Linked DNA regions of Homo sapiens: region 1 is linked to region 2. The links are chromatin loops, found by intact Hi-C in ENCODE. Cell type or tissue: HepG2. All regions are shown on one strand. Each heading gives the region's core, and the rest is flanking DNA. Links, peaks and the distances in the headings are about the cores only. Region 1 holds the start of MAP2K4 (mitogen-activated protein kinase kinase 4). Region 2 holds the start of MIR744 (microRNA 744).

Region 1 (10,630 bases), core at 1-8,000, 61 kb before region 2:
GTAGATAGCATATTTCAGGAGGCTGGGAAGTGTCGAGTGCTTAAATATATGCTTCTCAAATTTAATGGGCATACAAATTACCTGGTGGTATTATTAAAATGTAACCTCTAATTCAGTAGTTTTGGGATGGGTCCATGGACAGCACTTTGGTTAGTTCCCCTTGGGACTCCCCTTTCCCCTCAGAGAAGTGTAGAGGGTTGGGGTATTGGGCTTAAGAGGAGTTCCAGACTGTAACCATAGCTCTAGGTAACTCCCTTCTGGAAGTGATGTGTTAGCGACTGGAGGAGAAAGGGATCCCTGGGATCCTTTTCAGCTTTACTATTCTGATTTGGGGTTCTGAGATTCCAACAAAGTGGACTTTTGGGAGTCACAGACCTCCATGGGAATGATGAAAGCTGCGTACCTTCTTTCCGCACAAATGCAGGCCCACCTTTAATTCTGCAAACCACTTTAGGCCCCGCGGGCCCGCAGCCCTGGTCCAAGACAGCTGTCTGCTTCACAGGTCGCGCACCCAGAGCCGGGCGGTTCTGCAGCTCAGCATCTGGCCCGGGCTGCGCGTCGGGCTCTGGCGGGGGCGTGTCAGGAGGCGTGTCCGGGGCGTGTCGGAGGCGGGGCCAAGGCGGGGGTAAGCCTCGCCCCTCGGCCGTGCGAGAGGCCGAGCTTGCTGCATTGCAGCCGCCGCGGCGCCGCTCGGCTCTTCACTCCCAACAATGGCGGCTCCGAGCCCGAGCGGCGGCGGCGGCTCCGGGGGCGGCAGCGGCAGCGGCACCCCCGGCCCCGTAGGGTCCCCGGCGCCAGGCCACCCGGCCGTCAGCAGCATGCAGGGTAAGGAACGCGGCCGCGCCGAGATCCCAGCCCCCTAGCGCGGCAACCCGCGTCGTCGCGGCCTGCCCCAGCGGACGCCCCCGGACCCGGCTGAGGAAGCCACGGCAGCCGCCGGCTTCTCCCTCTCTCCCTCCCCGGCTTCCCGCCCCGCTCCCGGCCGCCTCCGGCCCGGCTTGGATCCGGGCTCCGGCCCGCATAGGCCCCGGCCGCGGCCTCTGCCTGCGCTTGGCCCCTGGGCCCTACCGGGCTCTCAGCAGGCCCGCAGGGCCCACCTGGTCCGGGACCGCCCCCGCGGCCGTCCCCATCGCCCCCGCCGCTTACCTGGCGCCCGCCCGGCCCCCGTTTCCGGGAACGCGCCGGCTCGGGGCTGCGGCGGAGCGGGAGGGGCGTCGGGCCTGCCCCCTGGTCCCTGACGCCGCTCAGGTAGGCGGCGAAGACAGCGGCCCCGGCCGGCGCCCCTCGGCCCCGCCGCCGCAGTGGGCCCCGCTCAGGGCCATCTTGGCTGTCGCCGGGCACAGCTGGAGCCGGACCACCGAGCTGACCTCGGGCTACGGGGGCCTCTTGGAACCTGCGTTTTCAAACTTTTGCAGGGTTTCTGTGCGCTGGAAGGGATGGGGGTGGGGGGCGGGTTGCCCAGGCCTGTGCCACCTGTAAGGTAGGTAGGCTGCATTGGCCTGGGAGAGGCATTTTGTTCCAGGCCAGGGATTTCTGTGTTAGCATTGCGTGCAGGAAGAAAAAAAAAAAAAAAAAAAAAGAAGACTTAATTTGGTTTAAATGGAGAGATACAGGAAATAGACAGGGGTCAAAGTGATACTGTAGTGTCTGGACATTTGAGGCAGCTCTGCTAATTAATGACTTTCCCCACTGGGAATGCTTATTAGCTGTGTATGGCTTTTGACAGGGGGTGTTGTGAAAATACCAGGCCAGGCCCGAGCCTGTTAGGGACCATTTCCTTAAATTTACTGGGGAATTTTGAGTAGTAATGCTATTTTTAAAACAGGGAATCTCAGAACTCTCTTGACAACTTTAGCAAACTGCTTGTGTTGAATTATTAACAGAATAAGGGTTGGGGTACCCTTGGTAGTCAGTGTGACCATGGTTACTTTTTGATTCCATTCCTCTTAAAGGGCTTCTAGCATTTAGTTAGGTTCAACAGACATTTATTGAATAGTTCATGTTTATAGAGCATGCCATAATTCAGAAAGAAGAGACAGGATTTTATTTATCTTTACATCCCTGTCACCCTCCCCATGAAATAATTTTAATATACATAAAAACCAGTGATAGATATATAGACAGGATGATGTCAGAGCTTAGAGGACACTTTCTGTGCAGGCCCTCAGATAATTCATTCAAATTGAATTAGTTATTGGATGCCCACTGTGTTGCACAGCACATTATACTGATGAAGTATAAGATTGACTTCCTGACTGTACAGCTTTACAATTTAGGTGGTGGTGGTTGGGGCGAAATGAAATGGCAAAATGACAATTTAGGATTGTATTTCTTGTTCCAGATGGGTGACTTACAAAGCTTATAAAAACAAGGTGATTTGTTTGTTTGTTTTATTGGTGGGGAGGCTGACAGTTTGAAATAGCTGGATACAGTGTGTTTTTTTGGTTCAAAAAATATTTATTGAGCATCTGCATAAAACGCTCATGCTGAGTTTATAGAGAATTGAACATCTCTAACTGTCCTCATGGAGGTTATCCCCCTGTGAAGATGGGGGAGGGAAGGCTATTTAGCTAAACATGAAAAATTACTAGTTGGAAAAGTAATAAAGGTAACAAGCTGGGTTTTGTGATAGAAGATAATAGAGGGCAGTCCGCTTGATAAGATGGTCAGAGAAGGCTTGTCTGGAAAGCTAACCCTCTTTTACCTGAAGACGGTTCTAGGCAGAGGAACTGTGTGTATGAAGGTTCCAAAGCAGGGAAGAGCTTGGAGTGTTCTAGGAACTCCTAAGGCAGTGGTTAGGACTTTTTCTGATGCTGTCCGTTCTCCTCAGCCCTTGTATGTTGATACCCAGTTAACTAAACTTTCTAATAAGCAGAACCCATTTTAGAAGGAAAAAGGACCTAAGACCTCTCTATGAATTATTGCCGAATTTTCTTTTTTATCAATATTGTGTCTAGTCTTGATTGATTCAGGAATGTGTTATATCTTGTTCTTGAAACTTTTTTCATTAGTCAGAATGAAGTGCTTGATATTCTCAGGATGTTGTCTAGAACAGTCTGTTATAAAGCTTGAACTTAAGCAGCAATTTAGGATCCTTCTTTTTGGTTTGTTTTGTTCTGTATCTTAATTGTGAGGCCCTTGAAGAGGAAATCTTATAAGAACCCAAAAAGAAAGATTCCCATCCAATTGTATGGGAGTCACACCTCCCATACTGTACTTCATCTGCCAAGGGTCTTCTTTTGCTTTAGATCAGACTTCACAGAGTGGGCCTTAGAAGATGTTTGATGTACTTCCATTCCTTCTCCCCCAATCTAATTATACTTGCCACTCAAAAAACTTCCTTTCTGGGAGTTGTTAATGACCATGCTCTCTGAAACAGCAGGATTCAGTTGTGGAACATAAGGAATGTTTCATGCAGTAGACATTGGACATCCTCTTATGTGGTAAGCACTGTGGTGGGCACTGGATAACCTTGAATACTTTTTCATGGCTTCATGTTTATGGCCCAAGAGTGGTCCAGGCTGGCCAATATTGCTTTCTTAATATACTGCTTAAGAACCAGAGCTCTGGAGTTCTGGGTTTGAATCTCTTGGCCAGGATTCAGATATGCGTTTTGTGACCAGGGGCAATGAACTTGGCCTTTCGAAGCCTCAGTTTCTCACTTGGAAAGTGGGAATAACGCTTACCTCCCCGGTGGCTTTGAGAATGCATGTAAGCCTGGGACCTGACATGTAGTAAGGATGCAATACACATTAGCCATCATTGTTAGTAGCGACAATATTGTTATGGTCTCATTAATGGTCCCTTTTACTATTGGTAAATGAGTCCCTAACCTCTCATTATTTACCACACAATTTCTTTAGTTCATATTACTAGGTCCCACTGTTCTCTCTAACCTGTTGATTTCCCCACTTTTCATTATTGAGCAGTCCTTTCAGAGTATCCTAGATGAGATTTTATTCTACTTCAAACTCCGGATCTGTTTTTTTCTGGATCTGAGGACTCTCAAATGAATTACAATGTGAACGATATGAAACAGAAGTCTAGCTATCAATTTGCTCTACTCATTTTTTTCATAGGGGATGGGTAGATGGTTGGAATGGGATTTATAGTGAATTTGATTATAAGAGTAATCAACAGACGTAGCTTTGGTTGCATGTTTATGCTAACAGTTATGGCTTCTAATCTGGCCATTTTTGCCACTGTCCCTCAGATAATAGGGAATAGCTGCTAATTTTGTTATTACTCAAAAGATTTGAGTGTCTTCACTCATTCTGACTCATTTTTTTTTCATGTTCATTCACAAACACACCCAACCTTTATACGTTGAGTAGTTCTTAGGCTTTGGTTCTTTGATGACTAAAGCTAACAAAATGTAGATCTGTTTGCCAAGTTAGGTAAGTGGTTTTATGAAAGTATATTTGGCATTAGGATGAGTTTGCATTTGAGAGAGGAAACAATACTCAAATTAACTACTCTGAGAAATGTTTTTATTCTTAATGTTTCATCAATAATTTGTTAATGTAGATAGATTTAATAGGAAAATTTCTTGCATATTAGGGCCTCATTCTGTGGAAAAGTATTATTCTTTAGTCCAAGAAATTTTAGCCAACCTAAAGTACGGAATTGACTTGTAGCATTCAAGAACCTTCCTAGCCATGGCTAGGGCTTTCCCTTGTGGCAAATCTAAAGCCTCGTGACTTTAGCTGGGTTAGTGTGAATCCTGTAAAGAGAAGATCCCGTTATACCAGGTAATTAATCTTAGATATGTATAGCAAATAGTACTAGATAGTATGGTTGGCATGTTAGAGAATAGCATATTCTGATTAATAGAGCTTGCCAGTTGAGAATTCAACAGCTTCTATAATGAAATTGCATAGGCAGGATGATTCCTTTTCCAGTAGTAGCTGTAGCAGCTAGCGTTCCCATAGCATGTAGTAATGTTTAAGAAACAAAAGGATGTTGAAGTGTAAAGAGCACTGGACTTAGACTCAGAAAACCATGGTTAAGGTAACTGCTCTGCTGTTTACAAACACTGAGATTTTAGGGAAATTCCCTAACTTTTCTCAACTCTCTGTTCAGAAATTTCTCATCTGTTAAAATAGGGATAATGCCTAACCTGTAGGGCCATTGTAAGAATCACATTCTTAATGCATGTGAAAGTGCTTTGAAAATTATAGAATATCTATAAGTATATACAGATTGTTATTAGACATGATTATTTGCCTGCTGTAGCTACTAATCACTTAAAATGTAATAGATTTCAAAGATCGCTTAGCTGAGAAATGTCAGTTTTCAATAGATGTTTTCTTAAAATGGTTAGAATAGAATCTATAATTGATTCAGAAAAACATTGAGCCATTTGTAAAATACTTGTTACAAGAAATAGTTAGAAAGTATATGTTGTAGGTGCCTCTGATTCTCTTAAAGTTCTGATTTACAGAAAACTTTGTGACCAGTCGAGTCCTTAGCTATTTACCCTTAGCTGAGCATTTTTATGTATCAGTTTAAGTAGAAAGATGATAGCTTGATTCTGCTTTAGAAAACACGCCCAGTACTTTAAAATGTAATGAAGTATATCTGTTAAGAAAAAGTCAAGAGATTTAAAATCAATGTAGTTATTTCTCCCAAAAATATTTGAATATAAAATGTATATGAAATGTCCTGCTTTTGATTTTGTTTATCTGTTTTTACTAATTAGTCTGGTTTTCGAGAACCATGGGAGACCTTTATCTTAATTTTAAAGAACTGATTTGTGCAGACAGTGAAGAGTTTCAAACCCCAGAACTGCTTGCCCTTCCCAGTGTGTTGCATAACATTTCTTTTACTGTTTAACATAACCTCATACAAGTTCACCTCAGCAAATTAGTCCCCCCTCAAAGCTCAGACTGCATTTCTTCTTATGTTCCCTTAAAAATTAGAGCAACCCTAGTATTAAAGTAAAAAAGTGGAAAAACATCTCACCTCACTTTTAGAATACATATTTTCTCACATTTTCCTTTAAAATACCTTACTAGCCTGAATGTGTGCTGAAACTTGTTTAAGATGGGATATTAGTTAACCCTGTATTTTGAGTCGTTTTCTTTTTTCGTAAATTTTTCTTCTTTCACTAATTTGAGAAGCTGGATTGATGTGAGCCCATAGAGTTTCCTTATTTTTAGGGGTCTGGATATCATAATCCTAACTCCATTCTACATAATCGAGGTCAGTCTCCTTTGTAGTCTCTAGGAAGTGCAGATGGCTCCAATGATACAACCTGAGAAACTTTAATTGAGGCTTAAAAAAGAAAGGGAAAGTAACAGTTAACAACTTTTTTCACTGTTCCTACCTAATTTGATGCTCACAACCACCCTTTAAAGGTAAGTGGACATAGTCCCCTTCATAGATGAGGGGGTAGACGTTTATTTGTTCCGGAAGAGGTAGGTTTTAACCACCTGGGTGACTGGTAGCCTTTGCTCCTCTTACTACTCTACTGCATGGTTCTCTGAGCCTCTTTAAGTCATTTCGGCCATTCAGGTCTGAAGGAAGCATCTTTGCCAGAAGTGATGCAGATTCAGGAATGGAGGAGAGAGATTATTTTAGGTTTCAGTCAGGGGGCGGAAGCTCCAAGCAACCAGCCACCTTTTGAGATGATTTTGGAGCCTTGGTGCTCCAAGAATGGTGCACTTCATGTTACAATGTTCTAAACTTGCTGGAGGGTTTACAGTGGCATTTTGAATCTGGAGACATTTCGATTGGGAATCTCCAAGTAAGTAGAAGACTTTAATTAGAGGAAACCATTGCAGATTTGAAAGGTAATAGAATCCTTTTAACACTATATATAAAAGGAACTCATTTGTCATAAAATTTAACAAATGTTGTCGTTCTGGCTAAATTTGTAATCTGGGCAAATTACTATTTTTGCTAGTGGATGTGGGTTAGCTTCTAGCTGTTTCCTCCCAACTCTAGAAAATCTTCAGGTGTCTCTTCATGCTCGGTAAGGTTGGGAGTTTAATGTGTACTTAAATTAATAGAAAGTATTCAAGTCGTAAGACTGGCCTTGCTTGTAGCTACACAGTGAAAGGGAGATGATTAGCCAGTAGTTTACACAACTCAAGGTGGGCCTTTTGAATGAAGAAAACAATTACATTGTATGCAGCTTGGTTCTTTAAGAACAACACATTATTCTCCACCACGGAGAAAGAGGATTAAAATGGACATCACAGCAGCTTTTTCGAGCTATATTGTATTTCATTTTACCCAAAATTGCTCAAACATTGAAAAACGAGGAATCAAGAAAAGTGTTGCCAGACATATATATCTGAACATACACACACACACACAGACACCAAATTGTTCAAACATTTAAAAAAAGAGGAATCAAGCAAAGTGTTACCAGACATATATATCTGAGATATATATATGTCAGATGTATATATATCTGACATGCCTATGTCTATTTATTGCCTGGCTTTGCTGAAGAAATCAGTGACATTAAGGAGCTCCCCTGATGATTTTGGCAGTTTCCCTGGGATCTGGTTATGTGCCTGTCATGGGGAAGCATCCATCTTTTTGGGGTTGTTAGAGTCCTCAGGATACCAGGCTGTGCCTAGGAAGGGTTGTGGCAGAGGTGTAGAGGGTGGGGTGTGGATCTCCAGGGCTGTTTGGAGTCCTTCCCTTTTAATTCTCTCAAGGTGACTGTGAATGAAAGGAGAAAGACTGGTTTTGTGTAGGTTAAGCTGGTCTGGTGAGCACCAGAAAGATAGGGAAGGTGCCATAATCGTTGCTCCCATGAGGGAGAGAACAGGAATAATAGTGCCTGTGATAATAATAACCTGCTTTAGTCCAGGCTTTTGGTTGGACATTTTAGATATATTTTCCCATTTAATCATCACAAAGCTCTTTTGGGTATTATTTTATTTTTCACAAATGAGGAAATTGAGGCTCATAGAAGTTAGATACTTGCCCGAAGGAACATAATTGTAAGTTACTGTCTCAGTGTACTGTGCTTCATTAAACAGGCTTGAGAAGGTAATGTGGCATTTAATTTTGTGGCCAAAGAATAAATAAGGTGGTCATTGCCCAAAGAGAGAAAAAGAGCTGGCATTATGAGGACACTTGAATTTAAAAAGTGTGGAAGGGATTTGATGAGTATTTTATCAACTCCTGACTGGTGGATGATTCTAACAACCTGGAATTGCTAACTTAGGGTGGCTCCCTTTTGATAGTTTCAGAAAGTTGACATAAGGAAATCTGAAAGAAATAAACCATCAGGAAATAAATCTTGGGGAACTTGCTCTGAGTACAATGAAAATACAAATTTAGGGTAGGTTTAGATAACGCCTTACATGTTAGAGCCATAATGATATACTATGGGTAGCTGTGGTTTAAGGCACATGCCAGAATTTTGAAGTTGGAAGTTTGAAGGTGTCAGACAAATAGACCCTTCATGCTTGTGACAGAGGAAAGACTTTGTAGCACGGTCTTATGGGCATGACCCAGTAAGGCAGCTCTGATTTTCTTTACATTAGTGTGGGTTCATATTGTAGTTCATAATGCACTTTCAGCAGTGCAAAAATCCAGAATGTCCAGGGAATCAGAAGCAACTACTGAGGAGATAGGAAACCACTTATGTCCGGCCCCACACCCTCTCTGATTTATATTATCAACCTAGAGGAATGGGAATGGAGATAACTACAAAACCTCATAATGGCCATTACACAAGCAAAATTAGATTTAGGCACACTGTTTTCAAACCCTTAAGATAATATTCTTTATTTAAAAATGACAAAACTAGGACTCAAGTGAAATGACTTCAGTTTCACAGTTGGAACTAGAACTCTGGTCTCCTAACACACTTCATTTTGTTTTTTACTTTATCGAACACCATTTGCTTTTTGTTTTTATAAACACTTACACATCCTAAACAGCCGCTTACCTCACTGTATTTGGTAAGAACAGTAAATTGTAGGTTTCAAGTTATGGCCACATAAAAGATCTTAAAATTGAGGTAAGAGGGTGAGAATGAGGGGCAAATGTGGGAACGAGGGTAGGAGATACGTAGAGAGAAAAAGGAGGAGGAAAAACCCTCATGTAGCTTTATTTCTTTTATAGGCTTACTAGCATTCTGTCCTATGCATTTTGATATTGATTCATCAGTGTCAAGAATTAAGAATTTAAATTCTTAAATAAATATTATTCTTGATATTTATTCTAAGATTTAATTAAACTTGCCTGGGGCCAGGAAAAATGAAAAAGACTCAAATTTACCCCTACTTGTAATGGGGAAAATATAAATGGAGGATCATGTCAAATTAAGCCCCAGGGTACAGATAGTTCACCCAGATATAAAAAAGTGAGGCACACACGACTTAAAATGTAACCAGTTAACTATCAACAGGTTCAACGGATTATCTAGTACCTCCAGAGATAGGACTTAAAGTAAGTGAATAGGAAGTCAGAATTTCGGAGACAAGGGAGACTTCAAAAATTGAACATATTGGCCAGGTGAGATGGCTCATGCCTATAATCCCATAACTTTGGGAGGCTGAGGCAGGAGGATTGTTTGAGACTAGCCTGGGCAACATGTTGGGACTCCATCTCTACAAAAACAAAAAACAAAAAACTCCAAAAGTTAGCCAGACATAGTGGCTTGCACCTGCTGAGATGAGAGGATTGCTTGAGCCCAGGAGTTTGAGGCTGCAGTGAGCTATGATCATGCCACTGCACTCCAGCATGAGCGACAGCAAGACCCTGTCTCTAAAAAAAAAAAAGAAAAAAAGAAAAATTGAACATATGTGAGTGAATACTAGTGAATATTATATCATAACTAAGAACTTGCATTTTGTAAAGTTGAGGATATTGGAAGTTTTCCTCATTTTTCCTTCCCACCATCTTTCTCTTGTGCAAGACTGTTGCTTGTCCCCTTTGCCCATCCTTACCCTTTGAGTATGAGCTAGTGGAGCTATTTGGTACTTTCCCAAATCTGCACTATAAGCACTAACTTTCTGACTTTTGCAGGTCTTAAAGATTTAGACAGACTAACTAAAAACGCTTCTTCCCTAATTTAATAATGTTAAGAAAGTTACAGAATTGCTAAAGAAAAGGTGAGCCAGTGTGTTCCAGTTAATTTAGACCTTGCTTGTCAGTGGACTCTGGGCGAGTTACCAAGTATTTTCTTAGTGAGAAATAATGTGGAGAGATGGATGTTTGGATGAGACCCCAGAATTCGTTCACCTGGTCACTTCATAATTAGATACAAAGAACAAGTCTATACTTATGCTTTGAACATTTTAATCCCCTTCCCACCTCCTTTGTAGCTACTTATATAGATTCTGTACTGGTGACAGAATTTCAGGTTTTGAGAATTTTTTAACACTTAAACTGGCGCTTAGCTTTTAATGTGTTAGAGCAATCATTGGCGACATTCTGTCATTCTCAGTCACATATACCTTAAAATTTTTAATATATTATACACTTATTAAGCAATGTAACTTTTTTTAACACAACCTTACATATAGATCCAACTGATTTCTTTTTCATATACCTTACAAATTTGTTTTCTTGCTCCTTTCGCCATCCATATTACTATTTTGTTCACCTCTTCTCTCTCCTTTTCACCTCTTTCTTTTTGCTACCTAGTAACAGTCAA
Region 2 (10,895 bases), core at 1,436-9,435:
AGCACTTGTATGAATGAAAGCTTATCACTTAGTATGATTTGAAAGTCTGTTATTTGGAACACTGATTTAGTAAATTGTTATTTAGACCAAGTGTATGAATCTTTGAAGTGTAACTTTGAACCTTAATATTAGTACATACGATTATTCTCAGAGTGGGGGTAGATTTTAAAGTTCTAAGTTTTTTGGGAACCTTAAAGGTTGCTACAGAAAACCATTCTACTAATTGGAGAAAACTTTCCTAAATTTTGGAAGAAGAAAAATAATGACCAAGCACATAAACTTTGCTTGTTTGCATCATAGGATCAGAGTTTAAAAGAGATCCTGATCATTTAGTATGAAACTGAAAAATGTAGTTGATATTTAATGAATTCTTTCATTGTGTGTATGGTTGATAGTTTGTTCCTACACATTGGGGTTTGGTGTGTGTGTGAGAGAGAGCAAGAGAGAGAAACAGATTGATTTTACATTTTTCATTGGATTTACTTTTTTACAAAGCATGGTTAGAAGTTATTAATACTTTGATCTCCAGGTTGAGATTTTGGAGATGATTTTTTATTTAATGGAAATATGTAATGAGTGAGCTCTTTTGTCTACGAGCCACTCATTTTTTATCCCATTGCTTTATCGAACGAGGGCTGAAAATTTCAATTTTGAATAGCACATGGCAATTTTCCTCTTAGAGCCAGCTAGCTATTCAGTTAACTGTTCTCCCACCTCAGGATGGTATTAACAAGAACAGGACAGTATACTAAGGCACTAGTTCCCAAACATTACTGGAATCATCTGGGGGTCTTTAAAAATACTGTTTTCTGACTCCTGTCCCTGGATAATTCAGATGTAATTGCTATGGGACGATACCTGGGCATTGAGATTTTTAAAATCTCCCCCAGGTGATTGTAAGGTACAGCAAACCTTGGGAATAGTTGTACTAACTGAAGATTGAGGCACTGGAATAACTAATGTTGGGTAAGATAGGGTAAGAACTTTTTCGCAATAAGGTTTGCAGCTCTTGGGATTCTCACTTGATAATGCTGTTTGGATAAACCATCATCCAAGTTTGAATAAGATCTTATATTTAGAAATGAAAACTGATCTGCAGAATTAGTTTAATCAATAAATGGGAATTTTTAAAAATCTTCTTGGCAATTTGTTTTTATGAATCCCGTTGAAGCTGTGTCTATTGACTACCTAAATCTAGATCATTCTTAATCCAGTGTGTAAAAAACCAGGATGACACAAATGAAAAACTTCAAAAACCTGGAGGTCAGACTATTTTAGTAATTTAGAAAACATTTTTCCCACACATTAATCAGTACTAAAAGAAAAAAGTTAAAACCTATTTAAAATGTGGAAAAATTGCTTCCCAATATTTTAACAGAGAGAGACTGAGAACACACAGCATTGAGTCATCAGGAAAACTGAAGATCTCCCCTGAACAACACTGGGATTTCACTGCAGAGGACTTGAAAGACCTTGGAGAAATTGGACGAGGAGCTTATGGTTCTGTCAACAAAATGGTCCACAAACCAAGTGGGCAAATAATGGCAGTTAAAGTAGGTGATGCCATGATTATTTTTGGTACTTTAATCCATTAGGTGAAATTTCATGGTGCAGTAATACCACTGTTGTTGTGTTCCTACTTTTGTGGTAAATGTGGGTGTTTAAAAAATTGTTTCTCCAACTCCTTTGAGGGTGTTCTGTGTAGAGGTTTCTTATTGGTGGCACATTTTCTATCTCTTTGGAAACATGAGTGTATGAAGTGTGCATGTTGATTGCATTTTTGGCATGATGCATTAACATGTTTTAAACTTCAGGCCCTTCTACTGCCAAGGTGAGTTCAGGCTGGGCGGCTGCACCCCTGGGAGCAGGGCAGTGCTGCACTGAGCCAGGCGGGAGCTGGAAGAAGACGCAGCACACTGGGTTGGGCAAGGTGCGGGGCTAGGGCTAACAGCAGTCTTACTGAAGGTTTCCTGGAAACCACGCACATGCTGTTGCCACTAACCTCAACCTTACTCGGTCCTGACCGGCTCGGCTTCTGTTTGTTTATTTCATCTCTACTCAGTACTGCCCTGTTCCCTGGTTTTAAAGTTGTACTGAAATGCATACCTTGTGATAATGTTGTCACATTTTGTCCTTATTGTGTCGTGCCACTTAATATGTTCATTAAAAAAAAAAAATGGCCAGAAACAGAGATTTGATCCATAGACAATACCTGGCAAGCTTATGCTGGTACCTGTAAAGAACTGGTGGTTTCCATCTGACTCCTAGTTTCATGTAATTGTAATTTATTCATTTGTTTGTTTAGATGTTTAACAAATCTTTGCTGTATGTAAGATATTTCAGGAAAATCAGCAACAGGGGGAACAACTTGCAAAAACAAAGGAAAAAAAGCTAGCTGTGGCCATACCCTCTCTGAGCTTAAAATTCCTATGGGAACAAAAATGTTTCAGTTTACAAGAATTCAGAATGGATTTGCATATAGTCCAAGCTAATCATCTTCCTATTAGTGTCCTATTTTGAGAGTTTGTCAGAGTGGTTGATAAGAGTCCTTAGTTTTTTCTTGACATTTGAGAATGAATTTAAATTAAAATAAAATGCTTTCTGTGTAGAAGTCTGTTGTGAGCCAAACCTTACTGTAACTATTTTAGTATCCTTCACTGTTGAGCATTTCTTTTTGCTGGGTCATATGAAAGTAATGTTAAATTAGTGGTAGGGAAAATTTTTATGATTCTCTCTATGGGTTCCTAACATTGTTTTTGGCTGTATTTTTAAAATGTGGTGAGAACTATAGACTTTTCATAGGCAGGTGTATATACACAACATTTTGTATACAAACCGTAGACCTCTAAAGATGCACAGGTGAAGAACTCTGCATTATGTGTTAAAATAAAATGTTTTATTGGAATGTGAAATGATTTCTGTATTCCTATTTTGTGCCACTGCAGTGTAAGTGGAAAGAGTCATTTTATTTAGACTCCTGGATGAATGTTGTGTTGTCCCTTTGTGCTACCTGTGTGTGACATCCAGTTTTAGTTGGCTGGATCTTAAGGGAAAGGTTTCCTATATAGTTAAAGTTGTAAACTTTTCTTTCAGGTACTAGGGAAAGTAATTTTAAAAAATTATTTCCTGCTTTTTACAGTTTGTGTTATGTGTGCTTCAACTTTGTTGATGAACATTATTAAACATTTTAGTAATATGGATTGATTTTAGCCATTGTTAAAAAGGTCATAAAGGTAAAGAGGGTACTTCCTTTTGACACTTAAAAGTTTTTCTCACTGATTAATTTGATAATATTTTGGGTTGTATAATGCTTACTCAAGTTTTGTAGGAATTCAAGAATGAAAATAGGAAATTGTTGTCCATCATTTGTAATGTTACATTATCAGTGGCTACTGGCTACTGTGACAGTTCCAGTTGGGATGCTATTAAAAATCCCAGCTGTACTTGAAGAACTTTCAAGGCAGTCATGAGACCTACAAACTGGTTGCTGTCACATGTATACCCACCACATGGTACTACCTAGCTTCGTTTACCATCTCGAATTCTTGAACAAGCATAGCAGTTGGGGATGGGAGAGGATGGCAGTACAACACATCAATTAACATATAGTTGAGGAGTACCTTTGGATTCCATGACTTCATTAATACTGGAAGAATAAGTGTTTTTGCATTAATATGCATTAAAATTTGATACCAATTGATGACAGATGTATGCCATCTCTGAATTAAAGAATGCATTTATTATTGGTTTCTTCAAAGAAGAATAGTCTTTCATCACACTTGAGAGAGTTCATTCATTCCTCATTTAGGTACATTGACTGGATTGACAGGCACAAATATACAGAATCAATGTATGATTAAGGAGGTGTTTGATTTGAGACTTTACGGTTTTAAAGGAACCATGAGACGGTGGTTCACACAGCTGAGAGCTTTCCATTGCTGTTGGTGAAATGAGAAACACGCTTGAAGTAACTCTGTGCTAACATCTTAATACACACTTTGAGAATAAAGAAGGATTGCATTATTAGATGTTAAGCTGGAAATGATCCTTAAGATTTACTTGCAATATCTGTAGAAAAGTGAACTGTGATATTAGCTTGATTTTTTTCTTTGTATTATTCCTCATTTTTAGTTCTGAGGAATTCCTTCCCCAAATTTATTTTGCCATATATAAGAAATATTTGAAAAAGGTGACTTCTTAGTAACCAGAGTTAATTACCCCAAAGACTTAATCTAAAAATCAGTTTTGATATAATCAGATTTAGTGAGGTAACATTGTAAGAGTTATACTTAAAACAATTTTTTGATGTTTGGTTTGAGGACAGTCTCCCAAGCTATCGGTGAGTTTCTGCATTAGGACCTAAGATGTGAACATGGTTTACCCTTTAGTTTTAATTGCACGTGCTTGGGAAAAGGGTCTTGCTCTCCTGTGAGTGGGAGTAATTTGTATACTTGTGCCTGAATGACTAGTCTTAGGGCTGCCTAGGGCAAAGCCAGTGTTGCCTCTGGGGTTTCTTAAAGCTCAGGGAGAACAACCTTCAACTCTTACCAGGGATTTACTTCTAACTGTGATCAGTATCCTTTACAAATAACATTTATTTAGTGTCCTGTTTTGCACGGTGGTGGGGTAACCACTGAATGAAAACATTAGACATGAACAGTCACTGTCCTCTACATAAAGTAGGTGCCTGCTCAGCTCTCTGGCAGGTGGAAATGGGAGAGGATGGCAATACAACACATCAATTAACATATAGATGAGGAGTACCTCATCTATATGTTAACCAGCTCTCTGGTTAAATGTAGCGGGGTAAAGCCCAGAGTTCAGACCAAATGTTTGAAGAGGCAGTTAGGATTAGGTTTCTGAGCTAGGGTAATTCAGATCTGGGAGAAACACCTAGCATCATCAGTCAGAATCAGGATGCCACAGAAAATCTAGGGACACAGGAGAAAAGAGAGTAAATGAAATGTCACAGCTTAGACCATGGGCTTACAAGCTCAGATGGCTGACAGAGGGAAGAATGACTGTAAGCCTCTGATGCCTGACAGTATATTCTCCACCTGACTCTGCCTGCAGTGTAAAAAATCCTGCATGCCTAGAGTACCAGCTTCCCTGTTGTTTTCTAGCAGACTCATGTCCAGATTGACTTCTTGAAGGTATGCATGCCCTTTTCATGTTTGTAGAATATGTGCGAAAAACCAAAGAAACGTGAAAAAGTAAGAATGAAAATGAGAGGGAGTATAAGGACTGAAGTACCTGTCACTAAAGATGATGGCAGGCAGTGGAATCTGAATTGTTGTGTGAAGGGTTAATACTGTAATAAAGCTGTCATCTCATTGAAGAACTGAATAATATTGAGCAGGTAGGTGGGAATAAGAATGTGTCATGTTAAATTTGTCATTGTGGATCATTATGATGACTTTTCAGTCTTCTGCTTGAGAAATTATCTGGGTTAATCAGGAAAAACAGATCTGTTGTTTGAGGGTAGGTGCATAGGCCGGACTGAGTTAGCAATGTGACCTGGTATGCAAGAGTTTCAAGTATTTTCTTTCTGTTGGAGATCTGCCTAACTTGTCTTGTTCTTTTGAACCTCAGCTCTACCCTTTCACCTCTACTGTTTCATTGATGTGAGTCTTGCTGATTCTGGCCTGTTAACCTGATTTTGATTCCTGCAATCCTGCCTCTCCTTGATTATTTGGATTTTGACTTTAGTGTCCTTGACCTGGAGTTGAGACCCAGCCTAATCCTGATGCTTGATAGTAAGGACTAGAGCCCTCTGCTGACAGTATCAGCAGCCCACAGCTCAGCTGTTCCCTGAGTAGAACGGAACTTTAATCTGCTGGTTGAGTAGGCCTCCCTGGTGTAGATAGTATGGTGAGTATGGGAAGTCAGGTATCAGAAAAGTATGGCTTGGCTTGTTTTCCTGCCACTGGAGAGACCATGCCACTTCTGTCAAAAGTTCCATTACCAAATTATTTCAGTGGGGATTATGATGATGAATAATGATTTGAGGAGGTTCATTTTAGTGTTTAAACATTGGTCTTGCATGTTCTGAAAGCACTAGAATGATACTGGGATGGCCTTCAATTGGAAAAGTTCCTTTTTGATGGCATAGAGTGCTTTGTTAGGCCATTTTATTCACTTCCAAAGGGCCGCAGTGATCATATTTGATTATCCAAATCACCTATGGGATGCAGATGTCATGGCTCTTTTGTTTAGAATTGAGACTGTAGTCTAATATCTTAGGCCGTCGTTCGGTCAGATCATGTGACTTACTTAAGGCATCTGTGATTGAGCTGTATTCTTTTATGCTTCCTAATATTGCTTAAAAGCTGTGGTGGTCATATGAAAAGTGTAAGTAGAGCATTTCCAGGAGGAGACATATTCAAGGGGTGTGGCAGGGCTGGCCTCTAGGCAGCCTTGATTTTGAACTCAGGTTGCTTATGTAGATGGGGTTGGAATTCCCAGTATACATGTGTGCTTGTTTTGCTGTCACTCCAAGTTAATGTTTTTCAGACTGTGAGTTTGTTCCATTAACAGAATTGGATGTGCAACCCAAGAAATAAAACAGCCAAAATCAGTACTGTTCGGGGTTATGTGAGGGTGGGAAGCAGACTCTACCTGCAGCCATATTGGAAGCCCTTGGGGCACCAGCTCTGAGGAATTAATAGGGGTACAATTAAGACAGTTTGGAAATGGTTGCTCTAGGTGAATTTTAGTCAATCATTATATGTTTTTGAACATTCTAAAGATCTGGTTTCTGAAACCTTCTACCATCACTTGGTTAAACTGAATGAATTTTGACATTGGACTAAATCCCAACTTACATAGTTATCTGGAGAAAAACCTGTTTTTTGTTTTGTTTTGTTTTGTTTTGTTTTGTTTTGTTTTTGAGACAGTTTCACTGCGTCGCCCAGGCTGGAGTGCAGTGGCACAATCTTGGCTCACTGCAACCTCTGCCTCCTGGGTTCAAGTGATTCTCCTGCCTCAGCCTCCCAAGTAGCTGGGACTAAAGGCACGCACCACCACACCCGGCCAATTTTTGTATTATTAGTAGAGGCGGGGTTTCACCATGTTGGCTAGGCTGGTCTTGAACTACTGACTTCAGGTGATCTGCCCGCCTCAGCCTCCCAAAAGTGCTGGGATTACAGGTGAGAGCTACCACGCCCAGCCAAAAACCTGTCTTACCATACCTCACTCTGCGTGGGTGTCATTTGAACCAGTATGTGATATATTTCCTGCATATTTTCTATCATTCTTTGTCATCTTATGGCTATGCCTCTGAAATTTGTTGTATATGTCAGATTTCTATTGTTACCTCACTTTATTGTCGTAAGTACTGAAATGATGATCTGTCATTTATGGTCTTCAGACCCTTAAAAATTTCAGTGCTAAGATTGACATTGTTTCTTTAAATGTGGATGATGTGGTTAGTAAAGAGGAAGAAGATGATACCACTCTTACCAAGGCATGTCAAACTTGTTCCATTAACTTGGTCCTCAGGGCAGCTCTTCCCATAATGTAATATAACACATGCTTTTGGAACTGAACTCCCAGGTGCTCTGATAATACGTAGCAGAAGGTAAGGTAAAAGGAATTAAGTGGATCTCAGTATCCCCAGTGAGAAGAATGGGGTATTACTATTAATTAATTAATTAATTAATGGGGCTAAGATACAACTGAGAGTTTATTAAATTGATTTTAAAAGACTTGAATGATTTTTGCAATTAAGAATTAGCATTCTTTCTTCTGCCCGTAGTAAAATCATATATGCTTTCACAATTTAAAATAATTGACTTAACAGACACTTATTTTTTCACAGGAAAGAAAGATTTACATCTGTGATCAGCATTCTAGATAATTTGCTTGCTTCTTTTGCTGTTTGTTTTGGTTAATGTTGCCATCTGCTTTGACCTTATTAATGATGGCTTTGTGAGATATCATGGCCATTTTCGTGTGTGATCTATTTAGAAGACTCTAGCTGATAAGGAGGAACTCGTACCACAAATTAGGAAAATAAGAATACCTAAGATTTTCTGCAGCCCAGAGGAAGGTGATAGGATATTGATGTGCTGCTATGGTTTCTAGGATTTTCCAACTTTGGTTTCTAGGATTTTCCAACTTTGTATTACAACTGAATTCTGGACATTTTTGCTGGGAAAGCAGCATATTTGTAGGGTTCAGAATAGTAGGGACACTGGAGGAGTGTGATCCTTGCTCTCCTATCCTCTACATCACTGACTTTGGTTGATCTGATGTCAATCATTGACTAGCAGTGGATTCCCCTTCACATTAATGACAGTAACCTTAAGAGGGATCTTTAGCAGGGATTACTTAATGAACAATGAAGGGTATGTTTATGGCATAGCAGTATTGGTGTTTGTAGATCACAGAAACTGGATGCGTTTTCAAAATATTACAACTGTGTTGTAATATTATATATAAATTATATATAATATATTACATATAATATATATTAAATATTATACAATATTAAATATAATATTAAATATACAATATTTAATATATTATCTATAATATGTATGTAATATATAATATATATTAAATTATATCTAATATATAATATATATTAAATATATAATATATAATATATATTAAATATATTATATATAATATGTAAAAGATTAAGATAATCTTTGTTCTTTTCTTCTTTTGATTTTTAATGCTGAACCTTTGCTATATCACTCTTTATTTTCTGTGGAGAGGAGGTCCCATGTGCTGTGTTTGCTCATGTACTAGTTCTAGGATTTCTGCATGGGTAATTAAATATTTACTAATATCTACCTGGTACAAAAGGTGGACAACTGTCATCATAGGGAGCTTTTGATTTGCTTCTTGTCTTGGGTGTGGTGGTTTTAGCCATCATATAATTGGACAGGACAATTGGCAATTACTTGAAATACAGAATACAGATTCTTTTTTTTTTTTTTTTTTGAGACAGAGTCTCGCTCTGTCACCCAGGCTGGAGTGCAGTGGCATGATCTTGGCTCACTGCAAGCTCCGCCTCCCGGGTTCACGCCATTCTCCTACCTCAGCCTCCCCAGCAGCTGGGACTACAGGCGCACGCCACCACGCCTGGCTAATTTTTTTGTATTTTTAGTAGAGACGGGGTTTCACCGTGTTAGCCAGGATGGTTTCGATCTCCTGACCTCCTGATCCACCTGCCTCGGCCTCCTAAAGTGCTGGGATTACAGGTGGGAGCCACCCTGCCTGGCTCAGAATACAGATTCTTTTGGTAACCTTAGATGATAGTAGGTGCTTATGTAGGGGAACAAGCCCCCTGCACTGAAGTATGGGTTTTAGCTAACCTAGTTATAGCAGATTCCACATAGATTGCTGAAGAGTAAATGCCTTCTGGTATTCTGATTTTGGTTGGTGGTAAATTGGAAATGATGCTTTGCCTTGCTAATGGCCAAATTACTAGTAGCTTGCATTATTTTATCTTGTGTCTATTTGTTTTAATTGGTGCCTGGAAGAATCTCTAAAGCCCTACACTGATTTCCTCTAATGATTGAATTCGTTACCTTGCTGAGTTTCATTGTGTCTGAGTCCTAATTTCTGATCCAGGAACTCACCTGTCTTTTACTTTGGAATACTCTACCTATTCCTAACTTCTCTAAGCAGCTACAGGTGTACCTGTGCAGCAGGGAGATGTATCTCCTACTCTGCTCTTACTGTCTTTTTATACTGCCCTCTCGGACACTCAGCTGAGCCATACAAACACCTGACAAGAATTTGTCATGTGAGAATTTAGAGATCTGCCAGGACTGATGGTCATGTCCTTCCATGTCAGTTTTCCCATTTCTTATGCTCCTCACATCTCATTCCTCCATGCATTGTCTCCATTTTAAAACAAAACAAAAATAGCATCAGTTAGAATTGATAGCCATTTTGTAAGTTTATTTGATTATGTTGCTGTTTTCAAGTGTGTCTGTGGCACCACTGCTTTCTAAAGTCATTTTCTGGACTCCTCAGTTCTTGATTCCTTACATGTTTGCTGATGACTCATATCCTTTTTGCCTAGAATGTTCAGATCCTAGGAACTGACATCTGTCATGTCCTCCGTAGAACTTCTGTTTATGAAGTGCATATATGACTTGTCATCCGATCCTTTTTTACTCTTGAGTCTTTTGAGTATATAATGACCTATTATTTTCCCTTTCTCCCTGCAGGAATGGGATCAGGTAACCCAGAGTGCCTCTTCACATACATTGTTCAAGAGCTTAACTTGGTAGGAAGGAAAACTGGGTTATTTGGGAGAATCAGTAGTTGTCACATCAGGACACCGGCAGTCACAGAATGGGTCATTTCAAGGCAGGCCCTGGTGCTTTGGGATAAGGTGTGTGCTGACCTCTCTAGTAACTGAGATATCTTTGAGCACCCTAACATGGAGATGTAAGGGTTAACTCTGAATCAGGGTGACTGGCAAGGACCACTATCAGAATCAGCCAGGTATTTATTGAGCATCTAGGCACAATGCTACTTGGTGACCTGCTTCTTAGGAACTACAACGTGAGCCTTTATTTTGCCTCGTCTGCAACTCCATCCTTAGCCTTTGCGTTGTCAGCCTGCCTTCCTTTGCCACACTTGAGTCTTCCTAACCTTACCCCTTAATAGCAATCACTTCATCATCATGCGCTTTCCCACTATCCCTTCTCCCTGTCTCTTCCCACCCATGAAAACAAATTTAGAAAATGAAGGGAAATAAACAAACAAACAAAAAGTCACCATTATGATGGGATTGAGGCATAATATCTGAGTAAGAAGGGAATAAATTAGTTTTCCTTGACAGTATATACTGCCTGTTTCTGTCCATCCTCTTATTTGCTTCTTTTTCTTTGCTCTTCCACTCCAGTCCTTAAGCGAGTTTAGTTTTA

The links. A loop is a pair of places that touch in the nucleus more often than their neighbours do. Peaks named below come from ENCODE experiments on the same cell type or tissue, not always from the same donor. Only the 100,000 strongest peaks of a DNase experiment are listed, where the experiment ranks them.
Region 1: it touches region 2 in a loop (2.3-fold over the local background); 4 of 110 quality-filtered maps call a loop at or near these places.

Annotation. Positions count from the first base shown.
Region 1 is chr17:12,020,177-12,030,806 of GRCh38, forward strand. It overlaps MAP2K4 (mitogen-activated protein kinase kinase 4), which reads left to right and starts at 701. Exons shown (of 11, transcript NM_003010.4): 1 at 701-825. The coding sequence starts at 711. It also overlaps a transcript of ZNF18 not described here. RefSeq lists an enhancer at 501-1,001 and a silencer at 538-1,417. In HepG2, for the core only: no CTCF peak of the experiment used is centred there; DNase peaks (open chromatin) are centred at 605 and 4,355; H3K4me3 peaks cover 2,270 bases; H3K27me3 peaks cover 485 bases.
Region 2 is chr17:12,079,978-12,090,872 of GRCh38, forward strand. It overlaps MAP2K4 (mitogen-activated protein kinase kinase 4), which reads left to right. Exons shown (of 11, transcript NM_003010.4): 3 at 1,379-1,553. It overlaps MIR744 (microRNA 744), which reads left to right and starts at 1,922; the gene lies at 1,922-2,019. In HepG2, for the core only: a CTCF peak has its summit at 5,769 (motif pointing left); DNase peaks (open chromatin) are centred at 5,754 and 8,254.